2 separate regions of the Homo sapiens genome follow, and region 2 is linked to region 1. A link is a loop called in an ENCODE intact Hi-C map of the cell type or tissue named here. Cell type or tissue: heart left ventricle. All regions are shown on one strand.

Evidence for each region. Hi-C counts contacts between places; a loop is a spot of excess contacts. Peaks named below come from ENCODE experiments on the same cell type or tissue, not always from the same donor. Only the 100,000 strongest peaks of a DNase experiment are listed, where the experiment ranks them.
Region 2: it touches region 1 in a loop (2.3-fold over the local background); 7 of 110 quality-filtered maps call a loop at or near these places.

What each region holds. Positions count from the first base shown.
Region 1 is chr20:48,802,004-48,810,003 of GRCh38, reverse strand. The region is part of intron 1 of PREX1 (phosphatidylinositol-3,4,5-trisphosphate dependent Rac exchange factor 1); the gene reads left to right. Among named protein-coding and RNA genes, the nearest start is that of PREX1, 22 kb to the left of the region's middle. In heart left ventricle, no CTCF peak of the experiment used is centred here; DNase peaks (open chromatin) are centred at 1,814 and 4,561; H3K27ac peaks cover 450 bases.
Region 2 is chr20:48,679,782-48,687,781 of GRCh38, reverse strand. PREX1 (phosphatidylinositol-3,4,5-trisphosphate dependent Rac exchange factor 1) reads left to right here. Exons shown (of 40, transcript NM_020820.4): 11 at 6,447-6,547. Among named protein-coding and RNA genes, the nearest start is that of PREX1, 140 kb to the left of the region's middle. RefSeq lists an enhancer at 4,004-4,753 and a silencer at 7,863-8,000. In heart left ventricle, no CTCF peak of the experiment used is centred here; DNase peaks (open chromatin) are centred at 1,175 and 4,971; H3K4me3 peaks cover 863 bases; H3K27ac peaks cover 2,095 bases.

The DNA of each region.
Region 1 (8,000 bases):
GTGAGTGGTCCTTCTTGTTCTTTGAGATGAAAAGGGGAGAAGGTGGGTCTCTCTTAGAGGGTGCGAATCTGTTTCCCAGACTTCCACTTCCTGTGGCCTGTGGGCAATGGCTCCCTTCTCTTTTCTGCAACATCAGCTATTAAACAGGAGGTTCCCACATGGTCCGTCCTACTTCCTGCACTTATGCCCCTTTGGGAGAACCTGGGAGGAAGTAGTGGGTTCCTCCAGGGGCGTTAGAGGGTCCCTGCCTGGGCCTCTTCTTAGGTTGCAGGACCCTGATACCATCCCGGTCAGGTTTGGTGTCTTCCTGCTCTTGGGCAGCCTATTGGTGGCCTCTCCCCTGGCCTCGTTTCTCCCTCATCTTGAAGATTTTGAAATAACAAGAACAATAATAAAGACAATGGCATTGCTACCACTGCTGAGATTGGCAAGAGCCGGCTGGTTGTCAGGATCCTTTGGTTGCAAGTGACAGAAAACCCATCTCAAACCACCTTCAGTAAGAATGGGAATTTCTCTCTGTTTCCCTGGGGCAGCTGCCTCCTGGGTGAGGGATGTAGCTCTACCACATGGTAGTGGGGGAGGAGTGGTTCCCAGAAGGAAGCCCCCAGGGTGCTGGGACCAGAAGATGGGGAGGGATGCCAGGTGGGAGCATCTCTTCTCCCCTGTGCTGGTGCCTCGATCCCAGATTGGAAGGCTTTGCCTTCCCCCAAGTCTTGGGTCCCAGGGGAGCCCCGTTGGCCCATGGCCTGCTTGCAGTGGCTCTTGGCCTTTCCATGTCTGACCTCAGAATCCTTGCTCCTATCCTGCCTCCTTGGGAGGCCTTCCTTGACTATTCCAGCTCTCCCTGTGGATGTCATTATAACACTGGTGCCCACATGTGTGAGGAACTGTGCCCAGTGGACACTTTCCAAGCAACATAGCCCCCCAAGAACCTGGTGGGGAAGGTGTTCCTGCGTTGCCTGTTTATTGTGTCGATGAGGAAGCAGAGGCTCAGAAAGGTTCCCTGACCTACCCAGAGTCACACAGCATCTTTCTCTTCTATTGAAGACTCAGCTGTGTGCATTTTGTCTTCCCTGAATCCAGGCTCTGCCCCTTCTAGGGGTGTAACATCAGGAAAAGGACTTTGCCTCTGTCTTTATGGGGAGAGCATTCCAAGCATGGGAAACAGCAAGTGCAAAGGCCCTGAGGCAGGAGCCTGTTTTAGGATCCACACGGAGGCCGGAATGGCCAGGGGCAGAGCAATGGGAGGTCAAGTCAGAGAGGTGGCAGTAGGAGTAGGGAGGCTGGTGGGCAGATTGCACAGGGCCTTGAGGGCCATTGTAAGGGCTTTGCTTTCTACGCTGAGTGAGGTGGTGTCGCTGAGTGAGGTGGTGTTGTCCTTGGAGTGTTTCAGCAGAGGAGGGGCAGATCTGACTCAGTTTTCGCAGGATCCCTCTGGCTACTTGTGCGGGTAGATGATAGGAGGTGGGGTGGAGGCTGAGGAGGAGGCTGCCACAGCAGCCCGGGCAGGAGAGCCTGTTCTGCAGGTGGCTAGATGGCAGTCCACTGCCCCTGCTTTGTCCTCCTGTGCTGCTCACGAGCTGTGTGACCTCGAGTCCTGGCTGCTTTTCTTGGAGCTCTATTTTCTCATCTGCACAGTGGTGTTAATGATGTGACCTCGCTGATGGGGCTGTGGGGATGAACTGCATGAGCTGATAAATGTAAAGTGCTCCCGGAGTGCCTGGCACAGCCTAAGCTCTCAGCAAATGTTTGTGGAGTGTGCCAGTGAGGGGATGGCAGGGAATTTGGGGCCGCTCCAGCTCTGCCCACGGTGCCTGTGCCTGAGGTCAGCCCCAGAGCAGGAAGCACCCCGTTGTTCCCCAACTCTGCCCTCTCCATCCCCACACACAGAGCTTTGAATGAACAGGATCCAGAATGTTCCGACAACAGTGCCCCCCTCCCCTTTCCTACTGACAAAGCCATCTTTGTTACTCCTGGGTGTGAAATCCATTTCAGAAATGAGGATGGTGCAGGCTCAGGAGTCGGCTTGCAAGGATGGGGAGGGGCTTGGGAGGAAGGTGTCCCCATCTTGCTCAGGGCCCCCTGAGTGGACAGCCTGCTCCCCCACACCCCTCTAGCCTCATTTGGGCCCAGAATGCTCTGGAATTGGCAGTGTTTTTTGGAACTGTGTGGAGCTGCATTTCCGCTGAGAAACCCTATCAGTCAACGTCACCTTCCATCCCTTACTGTCGTCACACGTACACAAGAGGCATAATGCCCAGCGCTGGCCTGGCTGCAGGCAAGCAAGCAGTCCCAGAGGACACTGGTGGGAGTGTTCATGATTGCTGCCTTGGGGGAAAATACATTGGCAGTGTCTTTAAAAATAAAAACCCACGATACCCTTTGATTCAGTTCCTTTAGGAACTTCTCCTATAGAAACAAGAAAAAAAAAGTAGGTAAAGATGTAAGTTACAAAGATGTTTATTCCAGTTTTGTTTCTAATGGCAAAAGAAATTGGCAACTCTGTGAGTGGCCGTTAGCAGAGAAAAGTCTCATTAGGATGGTTGTTGATCCACATGTTGGGGTAACGGACAGCTGTTGGAAAGAATGAGGTTGGTCTCTATGGACATGAGGGGCTGTATGTGCTGTACCTTTAAGGAGGGATAAGTTGCTGAGTGAAATGTAGAGCAGGACCCCAATTTTGTAGAGAAAAAAAAACACAAAAAAGGCTCTCTCAATGGGTATTTATGAGTGTGGAGAAAGATACTGCAGGATGTGCACCAGATGTTAGCCTTGGTAGCCTCAGGCTGAGAATGGGGGGGAGTGTAGAAAAAGAATTTTCACTTTATCTTTGTATACTTTTTTGGCATTGCTACACTAGTTCTAATTAACACACTATTTTTCAAATTAATATAGACTAACAATAATTTAAAAAAGACAGTTCCCTGCCAGTTGTCTTTTCCCTCATGTCAGCATGGCTCACCTCCATCTTCAGCTATGTTCTGTTGAGATGTCACCTTGAAGAGGCGTTCTCTGACTGTTCCATGGATGAATGGATATCGGATTCCTTTGAACTGTCCCTATACCTCTTCTGAGAAGCCATTCCTGCTACTCTTATGCATCTCTGACTTCCTTTTCCCCAGCCCCAGCCCTCCATACTGGCACTGAGCCCTCTTCACCTTCTGCCTGCTGTTGGAGCTGTTTGGGGGCCATCTTGACCTTGGTATCCCTGATGCTGAGCCCAGTGCCTGGCATACAGTCAGTGCTCATTAAATGCTTGTTGCTCCCTTGTCAGGGAACTTACCAATCTGAAAGCCCAAAGTCTGAGAGGCGCTGGTATGTTATCTTTCAGTCCCGGCTCCTCCTCTTACTGGGAGTGTGACCTGGGGCAAGTCATTTAACATGTTTGAACCTTAGTTTTGTCCTTAATAAAGTGGGAGTAATAGTAATCCCTTCCTTCTAGGATCATTGTACCTCTGAAATGAGTGATGGTGTGCAAAAGATGTTTCATTTGGTACCTGGCACATAATAAATGCTTAATTATGTTAGCTGTTATTAATAATAATGAACCAAGTCTAGAGTTTAGAACAAACAAAAAATGACCATTTAGAAACACCTACTGTGGGGCAGACCTGTATGTAATATTGGGTCACATAAACCCTCCCATAGGCCTTTGAGAATCAGGATAGCAGGTGTCTGAGCAAGTTGTGCAACCAGGTCCCTTAAGTTCAAATCCAGGCCCTAGATTTGATGAATGGACAAAGATCTTTGTCCTCCTGGAGCTGATGTTCTGGTGGGCTTAGAACAGTGGTTCTCAAACAAGGGCAGTTTGGCCCCTCCCCCAAAGGGGACATATGGCAATGTCTGGAGATATTTTTGGTTGTCACAACTGGGGAGGAAGGATGTCTGGACTCTACCTGCTACTGTCATGAAGCAGGTAGAGTCCAGGGATGCTGCTGAACGTCCTACAGTGCCTAGCACAGCCTTATCACACAGTATTACCTGGCCCCAATTGTCAGTGGCACTGAGCGGGAGAAGCCCTGGTCTAGAGCAGTGTCTGGCACATCCTGAGAGCTCAGCACATGTTCGCTGCTTTGGCGGCAGTGATGATGGAAGTGTTTCTGTATTTGCCACCTGTCTTACAGGTGGGGACATTGAAGCTTGGAGAGGTGTTACAGCTGGTTCTAAGTCTCATTGTCAGTTGGCACTGGAGCTGGGATTTGAACCTGGGTCTCGATCCCTGAGGCTGAGCCCTGTGGCTGAGGTGGGAGCAGGATGCCCCATCCCTGGTGTCTCTCTCAAGAGTTGGTGGCTGTTGGGGGGCACAGAGGGGTGAGGTGGGATTCTGGGCTTGGGGCTGGCCTGTAAGTCCAGGAAGAAGGGAGCCCCCGGTGCTGAGGGGACCCTGGAGACCCAGCCCTGTGTGTGGTGCTGGCTGCCCCTCCTGGCTCCCTAATTCGCTGCCAGCACTTGTTGTCTGCCAGTCACCACAACACTTCGGGCCAAGACATATTCTCAGCCCCTCCCCGTGTGTCAGGTCTTTGGCAGCCGCAGAAGGTAGGGTGGAGGGGGTCTCTCTGTTTCTGCTCCTGAAGAGCTGCACTTGGCAGAGAGCACGTGGTGTCTGCAGCCTGGCCTTGGCCGGGTGGCTCAGCCAGCTGAGTTAGCCTGGATCACCTTGCACCCGCCTGTCCTTCTCTGACTGAGCCTCAGTTTCTTATCTGGGTGATGAGTTGGGGTGGGGAATGCTAATTCCTGCCCTACCTACCTCTTTGGAGCAGGCTAAACAGTGGATGTGAAACTCCATTGTCCATAGCAAGCTGTTCTAGAACAAGGAGTTGATGTCCTGCTGCTATCACCGTTTCTTCTCCCCGGCACATAGCCAGGAGGCTGGTGGGCACTGGCAGCCCGGTGGTAAGGAGATGGGGACCATTTCTTCCCTCTCTTCCTCTGTCACTTCATTATCATTCTGTAGTTGAGCTCATCTTGCTCAATCATTTAAAATGCCCTGCCAGCATTTCTCAAATTTATATTCCTTGCCCTGACCTCTGTCCCGACCTCTAGATGATGACCCGACATCTCCATGAGGGCATTCAGCAGGCATCACAAACTTGCTGCCTCCTCCCCGCCACTCCTCTTGCGGCCCCCTCCTTCCAGTCACTCTGGCACCTCCTTGGGCCATCTTGACGCCACTCTTCCTCTTACATCCCACATCCAACCCATCAGGAAATCCTGTCAGCTCCAACTTGGACAAGCAGCCAGGATCCGGCCACTTCTCACCTCCCATGGGTAGCCCCGGGTCTCAGCCACCATGGTCTCCTGCTGGGACTCTTGCAGTCGTCTCCTCCCTTGTCCCATGCTTCCACCCTTGCCCCTGGTTCTCCACATGTACCCTGCGTAAATCAGGTCACATTCGTCCTATCTGAGCCCCCGCTGCCTCCCACCTCACCCAGAGGAAATCCCAACGCCCTGTAGTCTGTGGTCTTCTGACTCCTTCGCCAAAAGTGCCCAGCACACTCCTGCCTCAGGGCCTTTGCACATGCTGTCCTGTTGGTCGGGAACATTCTCCAGGTATTTGTGCACTCATGACCTCTTCAGGTCTTGGGCCTCTCCCTCTCAGCCCAGCCTTCCCTGGCCTCCCATCGAAAGTCACCCCTCCTCCCATGCTCCCCCTCTGTCTCCCTCTTCTCCGTGGCACTTGTATTTGATTGACTCCTCTGCTTCTTGCCTGCTCTTCCTTCGCTAGAATTTAAGCTCCCAGAGGGCAGGGGGTTTTGTCTCTTTTATTCCCTGTTGTGTCCCCACACCTAGAACAGTGCCTGGCACATAGTGGGTGCTTAGTAGATATTTGCAGAGTGAAAGAAGGACGAGCTATCCAGTCGTTGTCACGTATTTCCTGAAGATTATATTATATCCCAGGCCTTCTTCTGGGCGTCAGAAACGCAGATGACTCAAACAATGGTGTGTGTCCTCAAGGGCTCCAGTCCAGGGGAGAAAATGGGCACCTAAGTGAGACATTACAGGATGATAGGTGCTGTAACAGCTGTATCACTCAGGACTGTTTGGGTTGTAAGTGACAGAAACCCTAACTTGAAGAGTCTGAAGCAAACAGACAAACAAAAAAAGACTTTCTGGGCTTACTTGACTCAGGAGTAATGGCCTCAGGCACAGTTGGATCCAGGTGTTCCCTGGCCTGACCTTGAGGTCATGGACCCATCCATGAACCAAGTATCACCCATCCAGAGGGCCCCAGAGCTCTGATTGCCCACGCCTGGGTCACAGGTTCGTCAGTGTAGATGGGGTGAGGTGCCGGCTGCCCCACAACCACATGTACTAAGAGCAGGACTCAGGGCACGACTTCCAGGATATCAGACCTCGGGAAGCTGCAGAAGGGGTGATGCTATGTGGATTACAAGCTGTTTTTGGCGTGTGTGGCCCTGTGTGTTGCAGGTGGTTGGGAAGTGGAATTGGGGTGCTGCTGGTCTTGGTGACAGGTGGCCCTCCCTCTCCCTGTACATACCTCTTTTGCCCCCTTACCCCACTCCTTGAAAATACTCCTGGCTCTCACTCTGTTCCCCTTCCCTTTATCACAAAGGGGCTCCAGATGGCATGGCTTTCGGGGAGTCTGCCATGCAAATCTGTTGGGTTCATCTCCCTGTTCTCCCTCCCCCACCCGCATATGCTGGCTCTGAGCTTCTTGGATCCTATTTTGGGTCTGAGGGAGGAAGGATGCTTGGGGTCCCTGGATGGGCCTCAGTGCTTTTTCTGGTCTGGCCTGTGCTGCTGGGAAGCCATGTTTTGCATGAGATTGGCCTCGTGGGCCTGCCGTGAGCCTTTTGGTTCCCAGGGATGCCCTGAACCAGCCATGCCTGCTATTACCTACTTATCTGGGGGTTTAAACCAGGATATCGCAAATCTGACTATACCTCTGAACTACCTGCAAACCTAGTTCCAATGCAGATTTTGGATCAGCAGGTCTGGAGTAGGGCCTGAGATGCCGCATTTCTAAGCAAGCTCCCAGGAGATGAGACGCTGATGCCACTGGTCCAGGGAGCACGCTGGGTGGTGGGGGTCTAAGGCGTCTTCTCAGGAAAGCCCCCCTTGGCTTGCCCGCTCCTCACTCCCCAGCTTGGGCCAGGGCCCCTGTTACAAGCTCGCAGAACGGCCTGGCTTCTCTCAGAGCCCTTGTTGCAAAGGGAATGGGGGATTCCCACACCATGTCAGGCATACTTAGAGCTCCAGGAATCTTGTTTTCTGCTGTCTTCATGCTGTCAGCAGATACTGACTAAGGTCCTACTGTGTGCCAGGCATGGGGGAAACAGCAGTGATCAAAACAGATACAATCCCTGCTCTCATATCTCTGATGTTTGGGATGGGGGAGATGAATAATGAAGAAATAACAAATGAGAAAAATCTTGTAAGTGACAAGTGCTATGCAGACAGTAACACAGAGATATGAATTAGAGTCGGGGGCTGTTTTGGATCTGATGATCAGGGAAGGCCTGCCTGTCTGATGAGGTGGCCTTTGAGCTGGGACCTGGACACTGAGAAGCCAGCCATGGGAATTAAGGCAGGAAGAGTAGCCTGTGCAAAGGCCCCGAGGCAGGGATGAGCTTGGCCAATTTCAGGATCATCAAGGAGGCTGGTGTGGCTGGGTAGAGTGAGTGAGGGGAGAATGGGTGGGAGAAGAGATCTGAGCACCATGTGGGGGCTGCATTGGGCAGGGTCTTGGAGGCCATGGCAAAGGGTTGGGCTTTTATTGTAAGAGGTAGAGAAGCTGTAGGAGCATTAGGCCAGGCAGTGACAGTGAATGACTTACCTTTTAAAAGAACCCCTCTGGCTACCTGGCTACCGTGAAGAAAGTAGATGGTTTGGCGGGGGTGGGGATGGGGTGTGTGCAGGGTGTCTTAGTTTGTTTTCTGCTGCTTATAACAGAACGCCTGAAGCTGGGTAATTTATAAAGAAAAGAGATTTATTTAGCTCACAGTTGCACAGGCTGGGAAGTTCAAGGGCATGGCCAT
Region 2 (8,000 bases), 120 kb after region 1:
GGCACGGGAGAGGTAGAAGAAATCCAGTCCTTGTAAAATGGTCAGGCTGTTTTAAGGCCCTACAATGTGCTAGACACTCCGGAGAGGACAGTGCCAAGGGCTTGCAACCTCATGAAGCTTGTGGTGCAGCTGGGGAGAGAGGTTTGCCGGCAATGCGGGAACTTTATTTAGAATGTAAGGACTTAAACTCCCCCCAACTTCCCTAAAGCCTTTGCAGAGGCCTAGGGTAAAAGCTGCCACTTTATCACAGTGCTGTGGACCAGGTGAGAGGTTGTGTGGGCCAGGCTTGAGCCAGGATGGTCATTGTGGAGACAGGGAGCAGTGGCTGTGTTCTGGATAACTTGAAAGGCAACAGCATTTGCTGATGGGGTGGAAAAGTAAAGGGAGTTCAGGACTTTAAGGCGCTGGAAAGCTGCAGTTGCTCCTTTGAGAAGGAGAAGAAGATGGCGGGAGGAGCAGGCTGCAGGGGGCCGTGGGAAGCCCACGAGTGCAGTTGTGGACGGGTTATGTCAGGCTGGTAGACACCCACATGGAGATGTGGGCTTGTTGGTTGGTTGCAAAATCTTGACTTGGGGAGAAAGGTCTGCATTGGGGACCTACACATGGGAGATGGTGTTAAATGGTCTTTAAAGCCATGAGACGGCCTGAACTGTGCAGGGGAACCTGAAGGGATAGAAGAGGCAGGCCTGGGCCCTGGGGCCCGATGATGGCATTGGAAGGAGGAGGGGGCAGAGACCTCTGAGTGGAGCTGCTGGCGAGAAGGTGGCACTCCTCCGGAAGCCAAGGGGAGGAAGAGGCGGGGAGGCAGGAGCAGGTCCCTGGGAAGGAGCAGGAGCCCGGTGGAGGCTGAAATGCTGATAGACATTCAGGGTGCAGTATGGATGTTGGGCAGGCCACGGAGGCTTAGTGTGGACTTGGGGACAGCTGGCACTCATGGCCTGAGGCTTGTGGTGGAGGGGCAGCAAGTAGAAGGGTTCAAACCTGCAGGGCGCCATGGACTCTATTGCCCTGTTGCCCTCAAGGGCCTTGGTGCCCTATTTTCCTCAAAGATCAGGAACTCCAGCTCTGAGCTTCCATGGAGAGGAGAGTTTGGGCCTTGGAGTCCTGCTGGCTGGGGCAGGCGGGGCGGGGCAGCCTGGCTGGCCTTTTCAGCCAACTCCTAATCCCACAGGAAAGGAGGTTTTTCTCTCAGGAGGGGCCTGCTTCCGGGCCCCCTGGGGCCAGAGAACCTTCCCATCTCCTGCCAAACTGCTCAGTCCGGACCGATGAGGCAGCCTGTCTGTGATCAGAACTTCGAGGAGTTCTGCCTCCTCAGGAAGGATTAGAGAGATTTCTTTTACTGCCCATTTGAAATGGGGCCAAGATAGCAGCTTGTTTTGTAACTGCAGGTCCGAAAGGGCCAGCCTTTCTGCAGGAGATTATTCTGATAAACTCTTCTCCCTGCACGGCTTTGCTCTGCACACAGCCGTAGGGTGTGTGATCCTGCTACCCCCGCCAGGGTCCCGCTACTGAATCTTCTTGTCCAAGATGCGTCCCTGGTCCTCCAGGGTAGAAGGACTTGGTAGCCTCCGAGATATTGATCAAGCCCTTTGCTGCATGTGCTGGCATTCAGCCATGTCTTTTAATCCCCACACAACACCGTGAAACAGTCACTGCCACTACCCCCATTTTAAAAGTGAGGAAACCGAGGCACAGAGAGGGGAAGGGTTCTGTACAAGATCACAAAGCGACACTGGTGCTGTCTCCCACTGTACTTTGCCTGTCTATTCATTTTTATTTCTACTCAGCACATTTTATTTTTCCCTAGCAGTTCCTCTCTCTACATCTGTCTCCACTGTTAGGGAACTGCATGAATATAAAAAGTGTCTGATTTATCTTTTGGTTTTTAGAGACAGGGTCTCGCTCTGTTGCCCAGGCTGGAGTACAGTGGTGTGATCATAACTCACTGTAGCCTCAAACTCCTGGGCTCAAGCGATCTTCCTGCCTCCTGAGTAGCTGAGACTACAGGTGTGTGCCACTGTGCTAGGCTTCTATAGCTAATTTTTATTTTTTTTTGTACAGATGGGGGTCTTGCAAATGCTCTCGCCTTGGCTTCCCAAGGTGCTGGGATTACAGGCGTGAGCCACTGCACCTGGCCTGATTTGTCTTTATCACCCCCAAGGGTTGGCTTTGAGTTAGACTTGGACTCAAGTCTTGGTTCCCTCACTTTCTAGCTGTGTGACATTGGGGAAGTTTCTTAACCTCTCTGAACCTCAGTGAACGATCAGTTAAAGGGAGATAATAAAATGTGCCTCTGAGGACTGTCGGAGGATACAGTGAGAGAACACGTGACGTGTGCAGCACAGTGCTGGTGAGACTCGTGGGAATCGTACTGGCTGTGCATGATGAGTGTATGAAGGAGGGGCCTCTTTCTGCCCTACTCAGAGAAAAATCTCTTAGATGCCACATTTAAAAAGCAAAGAATAAAATCTGTGTGTATTAATGTGGAGGGTGTCCTGGGAGGAGCATGGCCTGTGCCCTCTGGCATCGTCAGATTAGTAGGGGAGACAAAACAGATTCACTCATTCATTCACCCACTCAGTGTTACCGAGTCCCTGCTATGTGCCAGTCGGGAATAGGACAGATGAAGTCCCTGCCCTCATAGAGGTAAGCATCCAGTGGGGGAAATCAGACAACAGAAGAGGAGACAGATAGAAAGAAGGGAATTTCAGCAACTTGATGAATGCGCTAAGGAAATACTTAGCGTGAAGTCAGGACAAGAGGAAATGGGGCTGGTTCAGAAGAGTGGGCAGTCAGGACCTCTCAGGGGAAGTGACATTTAACCACGATCTGAAAGACAAGCAAGAGCCAGCCATGAGAGGGTGTGGGGAACAGCATTCCTGGCTTAGGAAGCAGTAGGCGCGAAAGCCCTGAGGCTGCAGTGAGCTTTGAGTGATGGTGGAACAGGAGGAGGCCATTGTGGCTGGAGCCTGAGTGGTCAGAGGGGCAGGAGATGTGGCCTCAGCAGTTAAAGTGGGTCACCTCAGGCAGGGCCTTGGCAGGCAGCTCACATTTCCGTCTTGGTGCTGTGGGAAGCCACTGGAGGAGTCTCGGTAGTGGAGTGAGATGAGGATCCAGATCGAGGGCATTGGTGGAGCTGTCGGAGCTCAGGGTTACCAGGTATGACGCGGCGTGTCTGGCAGGGGCCGTCAGGAAAAGCTTCCTGGACGAAGGCCTTGGGTTTCACCCTTGGCAGAGATTAGATGCTGTTCAGTTATGGACGTCTGCCAGAGGGAAAGCTCCAAGGTGGAAGGGGCCTTGGTGTCTTGGCCACCTGTACGCACAGGTGCAGGGTGTTAGTGTGCACGAGAGGGTCGGTAAGGATTTGTCCAACATTGTCATCTCCAGGAGGCATCCCTGAGCCGTGGAGTCACAGGGATGGGTATTCCACTGGGTACCCCCCAGTCCCTACCCTCTTGGAGCCCACGGCCCATGGAGGAATCAGGCAAGAACAAGGGATTCTTGTGTTGGGTCATAAGTGGTACCTTGGGCCTGAGCTCAGGCGGCTTTCTTAGGAAGACTGCAGAATGTATTCCTTGTGCCTCACCCTGGCCGTGGCCCATTGTAGGCTAAATAGATGTTTAGTGGGTGAATGATTCTAGGAGGCGGGAAGGAAGGAGGGATGAAAGCTGACACATCCTAACTCTCAGCTCACCATGCCATCCCTGACTCTCAGACTGCCCATCAAGCTAGATTGCCTTCTCCTTGTATCTCCAGCTCTCCTCACACTGTCCTGAGCTGTGTCTTTCTGGGAGCTTGGACCTAGCTGCCCTTTGCATGCCAGCGCCCCTCCCCACTGGCAGATCGCTGGTTTCCTGACCTTACCTCTCAGGGCTTCTGTGTGCGCTGATCCCCTTGCCCAGAACACTCTCCCCTGTACCCCAGAGGTGGCTAGCAGTGCCCCACTGACCTGATAGAGTTAGCAGACATGTTTTCCTCGGCCCACGTAGTGCTTTCAGAAAATGTTGGACTCGATATGAACATTTAATGATGGGGAGATTTCACAGGAAATGCTGGATTTCCTCACTCTCCCGAGAAGCTGTTAGATGCGTTCGTCTTCTAACATAATGGGCCATGATGGGCTACACTGAAGAGTGGCTGCCAGCTTTAGACACGGCAGGCCCCGGCTGGTTCTGCACAGTCTCCTCCTGGCCTGTTTTGCCTATTTACAAGTTTGAGACCCCTGCACTAGAGATGAATTTTATTGGGTTTTTGCATACTGCATCCCAGCTCAGGATTTCATATGACTAGAAATTTTGCCTGCTAAATCCAGAAGGTGACTGAGTGAGCCACTTCCCAGGTGGGCCCTGATGAGGCCCAGAGAGGCACAGGGACCCGCCCAGCTTTGCCCAGCAAGCTGTGAACCCTCCTTGATCCACCAGAAGATGGCAAGACCCAGTTTGGGCAGAAACGTAGGGCAGAGTTGCTGTCCTCTGGGCCGTCTTCTTCTGCCCCAGCAGCTGCTGTGGGATACTTCCTGTCCCCTAACCCTGGCCAGAGAGTTGCTGATCAGTGCCAGAGGCGGCCCCCAATTAGACAGCTGGTGGGCTTCCGAGAGTGGGCACTCAAACATCTGTTCCCCTCCTTCAGCTGCTGGCAGCATTCTCCCTGTCCCTGAGTTCCAAGACTTTGAGAATGGAACTGGGGGTGGACAGGACCCAGAACAATCCCTTCCCCACCTGGGGCGCCTGTCCCACAAAGCAGATGCATTTCTTCTGCAGCCCACTCTGCCTCCAGCCAGGGCATTCTGAATGCTCCAGCACGCACCGCTACCTACACACCAGGCAGGTCTTTGCTCTGCCAAACACTAGGAAGCTAAAAATAGCCCTGCCCCCCTCTGGCCCTGTAATTGGAGGCGGGACAGCTGGTTTCGATAAGCAGGGTGCTCAGGCTCTGGCCAGCTGCCACCTGCTTTCATTGAACACAGATTGCCTCGGCGGAAACAGCCCCATTCCAGGCTCTCCCTTTTCCTGCTGAGTTTGAGTGGGTTGAGCTCTGGGCTGAGCCTGAGAAGCACCCGCAAGAACTAGGACCTGGGGCCCCGGCTGAGCCTCTCACCACCGGGCAGTCACGTGGGAGCTGGGAAAGCTGCCTGTCTTCCTCTGGCCTGGGAGCACTTCTGTCTCCCCGAGACCTTCCTGCCGACCTCAGAACATTCCTTTCTGTCGGATGGTTCATTACTTCATTTGTTCCATAAATGATCATTGAGCCCTGCTCTGCATCAGGCCCTCTGGTAGGTGCTGGGATAGTGCCATGAATAAGACAGAGAAAACACCCTGTTCATGTCATTACATTCTGGTTGGGGGAGATGGCCAATAAATACGTAAAATAAATCTGTAAACAAGACCACTTCAGACAGTGAAAAGTGCAAAAAAGGAAGCAACACAGAGATGTGATGGATTGGATAGGGGTCGGGGACCATTTTAAATGAGGTAGTCAGGGAAGGCTTCTCTGAGGAGGTGATGTTTGTGCTGAGACCTGAAGGATGAGAAGGCACAGTTGCATGAAGAGCTGAGGAAGGGCATTCCAGGCAGAAGGAACAGCAAGTGCAGCAGCCCCGAGGCAGGGAGGAGTCTGGTATTTTTTAATAAGGGAAAGGTGGTAGGTGTGGCTTAGGCATAACTAATGAGAGGTATTGGGGGTGAGATCAGTCAGGGTGGGAGTGGGTCATGCTGGGCCTTGTTTATGTCCGTGTGGGAAGAGTTGGGATTTTTTTTGTGAGTAGTAAGCCTGTGGGAGGGTTTTGAATATGGAAATGACATGGTTTCATCACTGTTAGCTCGCCTGACTCCCCGCCATCATCTTTCTGGCCCCCTATTATTTCTTCCTGCATGTTTGTCCATTCCTTCTGTTCATCTGTCCAGCCACCACTCCATCTAGCCATCTGTGATCCATCCCTGACCCATCCACCCATCTACTCACTCTCTTCTTCATCCACCCCATATTAAGTCATCTGTCTGTTCATTCATCCACTTACCCACTTACCTACCTGCCCATGTGCTGCTGGCTGTCTGTCTGGCCGGACATCCATCCGTCCGTCCATCCATCCATCCATCCATCCATCTATGTAGTCACTCATCCACCAACCTGCCTGCCCAGCTTCCTTCCCTCCTTCCCTCTCTCCCTCCCTCCCTCTCTCCCTTCCTTCCTTCCTTCCATCCATCCATGCATCCATCCAGTGAGCCTGAGGCAGACCTGGAATCTGGTCACACTCTCCTCTCTGCTATTGGTAATAAGCATGAAGCCTCAGTACAACCCCAAGGGCTATAGACTACTACACTCGGCTTCCCTGTGGGAAGTTCTAGCTGTCATTCCCAGGGGTGGATGTGGCCAGGCCAGCTTAGTGCTGATTCCTGTGGTCCCAGAATTGGGGAAATCCTCTCAACCACATATTGTGTTCCTGGCAGTGAGTTCGTTGCCTGGCTCCTAGAAATTGGTGAAATCAGCAAGACGGAAGAAGGAGTCAACTTGGGCCAAGCCCTGTTGGAGAATGGCATCATCCACCATGGTGAGTGGAGGGCTGGGCCCAGCTGGGCCAAGGGGTGGGAACAGGTCAGACCCCAACTGTGCCATGCTTCCACTAGCTCAGGCAGCTCCTATCCTTTCGTGCAGCCGCCGTGTTTTCTGGGCACAGTGTGGCCCGCAGGAACATGGATGCCCTTGTAAAACTGCCTCTTAGGCACCAGCAAATCAGGGATACCTCAAAAACCTGGGGGCAGGGGAGTAGAATCTTTTATCTGTCCCTTCAAGAAATGTCAAGAACCATTTGGTTAAGTTTTAGTTATTCAGCAAATATTTATTGAGTGCCTATAATGTGGCAGGCACTGTTCACACCACAATGAACGGGAGGAGGACGTGCCTGTCGTCATGGAGCCGACCTTGTAGTTGGAGGGGACGATAAGATCTTTACTTGCTTATCTTTACAAAGCAAGATAGTAAAACATGATAGGTGCTAGGGAAGGAGGGTAAAGAGTGTGGTGTTGGCGTTCACTTTTGAATAGGGGAGATGGGGAAGGCCTCACCGAGAAGGTAACATTGGAACCAGGACCTGAGCCACCAGTGAGGGAGGGACCCAGGTGGGCATGATGGTTCCAGGCAGAGGGAACAGCCAGTGCAAAGTCCTCAGGCAGAGTCTAAGTGGGTTGTGCAGGGAATAGCAGGGAGGGAGTGTGGCTGCCTCAGAGTGAGGAGGGGGCGTGGTAGGAGACGAGGTCAGAGGGCACAGGGCTGATGGGAGAGTCCAGGAGGTGAGATGAGATCCTATAGAGAATTGTAGGGTCTTTGGCTTTTACTCTGAGTGAGCTATGAAGCTGTTGCTGAGCTCTGCGTAGAGGAAAGACCTGCTTGGACGAACACGCTGGCAGAATCCCTCTGGCTGCCCTGTGGAGACTGTTGGGACCAAGGGTGACAGCAGGGAGCCCAGCAAAGAGGCTGCTGTGATAGTCCAGGTGGGAGGCGAAGGTGGTTCGGGCCAGTGTAGGAGTGAGGTGATTGGTATCTTGAAGGTTAGGGCCTTATAGGCATTGCTAATGGATCTGAAGCATCAAGCATGACTTTGTGGGATAGAGATGGCTCCGTAAATCTCAGCAATGTGGTCTCAGGCCCCAGCATGCTTGTCCCCACCCATCCATTGGTGATCTAGATCTAAGGACATGCTGAGCCAGAGGGGTCCCAGTGCAGGCTGGATCAGGGGCATTTCTGGGTCCCTCACCCCTGTAGATGCCCCACCCCAAGCTGCGAGTCTCAGCAGGGTCCTGCACGTAGCAGGAGGATGGGGTATCCTCATGTGCAAAATGGGGAAGTCATAGCACCCACCTCGTGGGGTTTCAGTGAAAAAAAAGCCTGGCCAGCAGTGAAGCCTGATGCTGGTGGGTGTGACTGGGAGGGGCAGAGGGGGCGTGGCTGGCAGTGAAGGCCAATGCTGGGGGGCGTGGCTGGGAGGGGCTGAGGGGGCGTGCCCA